Regions from separate parts of the Homo sapiens genome. Here region 2 is linked to region 1. The links are chromatin loops, found by intact Hi-C in ENCODE. Cell type or tissue: B cell. All regions are shown on one strand. Links, peaks and the distances in the headings refer to the core of each region. The heading gives the core; the rest is flanking DNA. Region 1 overlaps LINC01547 (long intergenic non-protein coding RNA 1547). Region 2 overlaps TSPEAR (thrombospondin type laminin G domain and EAR repeats).

Evidence for each region. Peaks named below come from ENCODE experiments on the same cell type or tissue, not always from the same donor. Only the 100,000 strongest peaks of a DNase experiment are listed, where the experiment ranks them.
Region 2: it touches region 1 in a loop (10-fold over the local background); 17 of 110 quality-filtered maps call a loop at or near these places.

What each region holds. Positions count from the first base shown.
Region 1 is chr21:44,931,533-44,934,429 of GRCh38, forward strand. LINC01547 (long intergenic non-protein coding RNA 1547) reads right to left here. Exons shown (of 4, transcript NR_027128.1): 4 at 1,752-2,836. Among named protein-coding and RNA genes, the nearest start is that of LINC01547, 6.9 kb to the right of the region's middle. RefSeq lists an enhancer at 1-699 and a silencer at 1,029-1,398. In B cell, for the core only: CTCF peaks have their summits at 1,293 (motif pointing left) and 1,496 (motif pointing right); DNase peaks (open chromatin) are centred at 1,269 and 1,856; H3K4me3 peaks cover 1,769 bases; H3K27ac peaks cover 1,303 bases.
Region 2 is chr21:44,509,636-44,512,532 of GRCh38, forward strand. All of the region lies in intron 9 of TSPEAR (thrombospondin type laminin G domain and EAR repeats), which reads right to left. TSPEAR-AS1 (TSPEAR antisense RNA 1) reads left to right here. Exons shown (of 7, transcript NR_103707.1): 6 at 188-292. Among named protein-coding and RNA genes, the nearest start is that of TSPEAR-AS1, 5.0 kb to the left of the region's middle. RefSeq lists a silencer at 1,089-1,138. In B cell, for the core only: CTCF peaks have their summits at 1,030 (motif pointing right) and 1,229; a DNase peak (open chromatin) is centred at 1,046; H3K4me3 peaks cover 456 bases; H3K27me3 peaks cover 737 bases.

The sequences.
Region 1 (2,897 bases), core at 159-2,658:
TATGGGAATGTGCGCGTTGTGGAGATGCTCAGACCGCGAACAGTACTGCGGGAACCCAAACGATCATTTTTAACCCCAGACGTCCCTGAACCAAAGCCAAAGTCTACAGGTCACTGGGGCAGAGGCCGCCCGAAACCAGCTGTCCCCTCCCGGCCTAGGCGCGCCAGGTCCCCGCCCAGCCGGGGCGATCCTTTGGTCGGACAGTGAGGTTGGGAGCCCACCGCACCCAAGTGCCGCCGCATCCACCCGGCGCAGGCGACCCCCGACGGGCAGCCGCTCACCTTCTCCTGGCCCCGGGCTTCAGGAAAACTGCCTGGAGGTGGCCGGGGTCTCCCTAGCGGAGGCTGGGCGGCGGGCTTCGCGCCTGCCTCAGTCTCCCAATCCGTGGCCCGGGGGATGGAGCCCGCTGCGCGCAGAGGCTGCGGCAGGTCCCAGCCAGGTGCCCTGGAACGTGGCTCCTCCTTCCCTGAGGCGCTCCCCTGGGCACGAGGATGGGTCTCGAAGCAGGAGGAAGCCGCCTTCCCTCACCCGCTGTCCGGAGCTGCTCAGCCGGTGCGCGGAGCCTCCCCCGCCGCGGACACCACGATCCGACCCCCACCCTGACCCCGACCCAGACCCCCACCGCCCGACCCCGGCCGTATTCCGTTGCGTTTGCTCCCTGCCAGCTCCGGGGCCACCACTGAGCACGCGCTGTGAGTAGGCGCTTCCTGGAGCTTTTCCTGGGGGTCCTCAGAAAAACCCCTGCCGTCCCCATTATAGAGATGGGGAAACTGAGGCTCAGGAAGGCCAGAGCTTGCCCAAAACCTGCGGTCCGCGGCGGGCAGGGATTCCACGCTCCGAGCCTGGCCGCCTCCCTGGGGCGCGTGAAGGGAGCTTTCCTTCCCCGGGAAAGGCCGGGGCCAGAGACCCGCACTCGGACCAGGCGGGGGCTGCGGGGCCAGAGTGGGCTGGGGAGGGCTGGGAGGGCGTCTGGGGCCGGCTCCTCCAGGCTGGGGGCCGCCAGCTCCGGGAAGGCAGTCCTGGCCTGCGGATGGGGCCGCGCGTGGGGCCCGGCGGGGCGGCCTCGGGAGGCGTCCAGGCTGCGGGAGCGGGAGGAGCGGCCGTGCGGGCGCCAGCGCCGTGGGTGGAGGTCGCCGTCCCTCCTGAGGGGCAGCCGGTGCATTTGGGACCCGGGAGCAGAGCCCGCGCCTCCCCAGCGGCCTCCCCGGGGGTCTCACCGGGTCTCCCGAGAGCGGAGGCCCCGGCTCCGCAGAAACCCGGGGCGGCCGCGGGGAAGCAGCGCCCTCAGGCGTCGGAGGAGCCCCCAGAAGGACCTCGCGCCTCCCCGCCGGGCTCCGACCGCCTGGGTTCGGTGCGGGACGGCCCAGGCCGCCAGGACCCCCAAGCGCAGCTCAGTCTGCGGGGCACGACCCAGAGGCCAGCAGCAGAGGACGGGGCCGGGGCCGGGAGAGGGCGGGGAGGGCGCTCCTGGGAGGTCAAGGCCAGGGCTAGGCTTTCAGGGTCATGGCCTGGCCCCTCATCCCCAGGGAGGTGAGGGGGCTCTGTGAGCAGAGGGGCCCCGGTGGAGAAGGCGCTGCTAGCCAGGGGCGGGGCAGGAGCCCAGGTGGGGACTTAGGGGTGGCTGAAGGGACCCTCAGGCTGCAGGGATAGGGAGGGAAGCTAGGGGTGTGGCTTGGGCAGGTGCTGGGGGACCGCGGGCGCCCTTTATTCTGAAGCCGAATGTGCTGCCGGAGTCCCCAGTGACCTAGAAATCCATTTCAAGATTTTCAGGAGTTTCAGGTGGAGACAAAGGCCAGGCCCAGGTGAAAATGTGGCAGTGACAGAGTATGGGGTGAGAACCACGGAGAGAGGAAGTCCCCGAGGCAGATGATGGGACAGAGAGCGGGGACCAGAATTTTTTAAAACGCATCTGAGATGCGTTTGGCAGACTCATAGTTGTTTTCCTTTCACGGAGAAAGTGTGGGCAGAAGCCAGCTCTAAAGCCCAGGCTGCCCAGCCTGCACTGGCAGAGCTGACGGAAGGCCAGGGCAGAGCCTTCCCTCCCTGTCACAGACATGAGCCCTGGAGATCTGGAATGAGGCAGATGTGCCCAGGGAAAGCTGATCCGCCCCGACCCAGGGCCCCCCGGGTGCCCCTTTGAGCGTGGAATCGTTGCCAGGTCATGGCTCCCTGCTATCGAACACCGGACATGGGTCGTGTGCTGCACCTGGCAGTTGCAGGACCGACACCCGCAATGCCTTAAGAGGTGATGACTGCCTTCCAGGGGCCTGGCTGGCTGACACTTTGCATGGCTCCTGGAGAAGAGGGATTGAGTGGAGTCCACGGGTCATGGCCACGTCCTGGGTGCTGCCTCTGAGGCAGGGCCCGGCTGGGGTGAGAAGGGGCTGGAGACAGGTTCCTGCCAGTTCAGCCTCTAACCGGTGGTCTTCATGCCTAGGAACCCACTGGGGGCTTATGAAACTGCAGGTGGCTGAGTCCTTGCCATGGGGTCTCTCCTTCAGCAGGTCTGGGTGGGGCCGGAGACTGTACCCCACAAAAGGTCCCAGGTGAGGCGGATGTGGCCTGGCGCTGTGTGGCTCTGGACCTAGTCCTTGGGCTTGGGCTGGCACCCAGGGCCTGGGCTTGAGACAGCTGTGACGCAGGCAAGCCATTTACCCCGTTTGTGGGGACATTACATCTTCCTAGCTTGGAACACACAGGCAGCCAGGGTTGTTATCCACATTCCTCCTCCATGTTCTTCTCTTGAGAACTTTTACCAGGTATGTCAGGAGCTGGGCTCCACCAGGGAGACTCAAGTGGAAAGCCCTCATCCTTGTCCTCCAGGAGACAGGAAAACCTATGGTTACAATTCCAGGGACAAGAGCGATGCATGTGAGGTGTGGCAAATCTCACTGTTC
Region 2 (2,897 bases), core at 83-2,582, 420 kb before region 1:
TTGGCAGGACGTGGGATCTTGGCACAGCCCAGTGCCCGCTGTGCTCCAGGTGCCAGACGTGGCACTCCTGCTGGCAGCCTCCTTGGCCACTTCTCCCTGAATGTTAGTGCCAGCTGTGCCCAGCCCTGCCCCTAGCGACCATCTGTGTGACTTGCTTCTCAGCAATCCATGCCTTCTCCTACTCCAGGCCCCAGTGCTGTGCGTCCTACGAGCACCACCTGCTGTCTCACCTCTTCCAGGAAGCCCACCCTGATCCCTCTAGTCCCAGCCTCAGACACTGAAGCAACATCAGGTACCTCTCGAGTTTTCTCTTACACGCTTTCCCTGGCCTTGCAGTTTGGCTGAGTCTTTCCTCTGGCTCTGTAGACAGAAGCCATCTCTGGGTTCCTGTGCTTGCCATTCCTCCATAAATCACTTACCACCGTCAAGAGGCAACAGGTCTGGGGCTGCACACGGAGGCCCAACTGCGGCACCTCTGCCACCAACCTTGAGCTGCAGGACTGTCTGCATGTGGGGTCCACAAGGCGGAAGCTTCTGCCAGCACCTTGGGGATAAGGGTGGTGGGGCTGCACGGGGAAGGGGAAGGCTGCTTCCCTGGGGACAGTGTCCCCACAGGCCGGGGATCCCTGCGCACGGTCCCAGGCTGTCCTAGCTGAGGACGGAGCCGGTCATGCTGCGGGGCTGTGTCTCTTCCTGACTCACCCCCGTCCGGAGGGCCTTCTGCCTGAGGGACATTGCACCACCGGGCCAGGTAAGAAGCAGCTCTGAGAGCCTCCCGTGACAGCAACCACTGGGACGTTTTCTATTTGCCCAAATCGACCAGCAAGGGCCCGGCTCAGACGCCCCTGGGTCTGATGCGACCTGCCCTCCGCAGCAGGTCAGGCACCCTCCCTTGCTTGTATGCTCAGGACGGGGCTGCCCAGGCATCTTCTGGTCCCCCTGACTGTCCGGCGCCTGCCCGGCCGGCTCAGGTGCTGCAGGAAAGAGAAAACTCTGGGCCCAACGTCAACGTGCGTTCTCCACGCCCAGCAGGGGGCGCCGTTGCCCGCCCGAGCCCGGAGAGCCTGGGCTGCAGGGGAGGGCGCCACAGGTGAGGACACAGCTCCGTGGGCACCAGGCAAGGTCCCAAAGCAGATCCGCAGCCGGTCAGAGGAGCGCACATGGGTGAGCTTAAGCTAAGAAAGCAAGACTCACTAGGCAAGGACAGGGGCCCAGGACACCTGGCGGCGCCGAACCCTCGGCGGGGGCGGGGCCGGGGGCTGGCTGAGGCTTTCCCGGGTCAGCGCGCCCTCCCCTCCTGCAGCTCCACGAGATGTGACTATTCCTATCTGCTGGAGAACAGCCGTCCAGGGCCACCCCACGTCCTTCAAGGGGACTCTGAGACACTCTGGGCCGGTGGGACCTTCAGCAGCATCTGGACTTTGGCTGCCTCACAGGTGGGCGGGGGGGAGTGTTACACACAGGCCAGTTCACTGACTCAGCAGAAGAGAAACAGGAATCATCAGACTGTTCAACCCTGGGCTCCTCCCACGCCTGTGCTGAGGAAACCAACTGAGTGGGCAACCCTCACGTGTGTACACATGCCTGCACACACCTGCACACACAGGCCCATACCTGCACACCTGCATGTATGCATACATACACAAACATGGATGTGCACTGTGCGCACACACACATGCACGCCTGCATGCATGCATACACACACAAACATGCATATGCACTGTGTACACACACACATATATGCTTACATTTTTACATGCACAGATGCACATGCATGCCTGTACACATGTGGATACACATGCAGATACACAGGCCTGCTCATGTATACATACACATGTATACCTACACACACGTATGTATGCATGCAACCATGCATCTGTGTCCATGTGCATATGTGTATACTTGCACACATGCCTGTACACAGGCAGATCCCTGCAGGCACACCCATGCATCCGCCTGCATGACATCTACACACACACATGCACCCACACAGCACAGCTCTCCCCACATTGCTGGAAAAGACTGAGGACACACGCCTCCAGCCCTGGGCGTCCTTCCAGTGGAGCCCCTGCTTCTTAGCTACTTGCTGATGCTCACCTGTGTTGAGGCAGATCCTGATGGACTGCCGGGGCCAGAACAGCCTGAAACTCCCTCTCAGGGAAAGGCCCGGAGTGCCCGCCCTGTAGCAGCCCAGGGTGATGGGGGACCCCGAGCTGGCACTCAGCACTGTGTAGAGAGAGCTTTACTGCAAGTTGGGGCTGAGCCGGGCATCACATCTCAGTGATGAGTGAGGTGCCCTCCCTGCCCAAAGGAGCCCTGGAACGGGCTGCTGCAGATGGGGGACCATGGAGGGGCTGCCCGGGGCCTTGGGGGCACAGAGGAAGAGGGCCCAAAGGCATGGAGGACGGACAGGGGAGTTGGCAGCAGGAAGCAGGGAAGGGTATCCAGGCAGAAGGAACTGCAGGACAGACACACAGGACTGAGGGAGCCAGGAGGGCTGGGCGCACACAGAGTGCGGAGCAGGGGCTGGGGCGGGCCTACAGGGCCTGGGTGCTGTGGAAAGCAGCTGGGCCTCCAGGCAAAGGTCACTGGGGAGCCGGAGGAGGCTTTTGAGCAGAACGAGGAGGTCAGATGTATGTGGACGGCTCTGAGACCCACAGGAGCTAGGAAGGTGTCAGGAGAGAGGTGAGCCAAGTGCTGTGGGGGTGGGGTGGGGTGGGTGCCACTCCTAAGATGGGAAAGAAGGGTGGTGGTCTTGGAGACAGGCTTCTGGAGACCCCTCAGAGAACTCGGTACATCCCTAGGGATGGAGACAGGGGCTTTGGGAGACCACTCAGAGAACCTGGTATTTCCCTAGGCATGGGTGGCACACGGGCTGCTGTGTGAGCCCTGGGGAG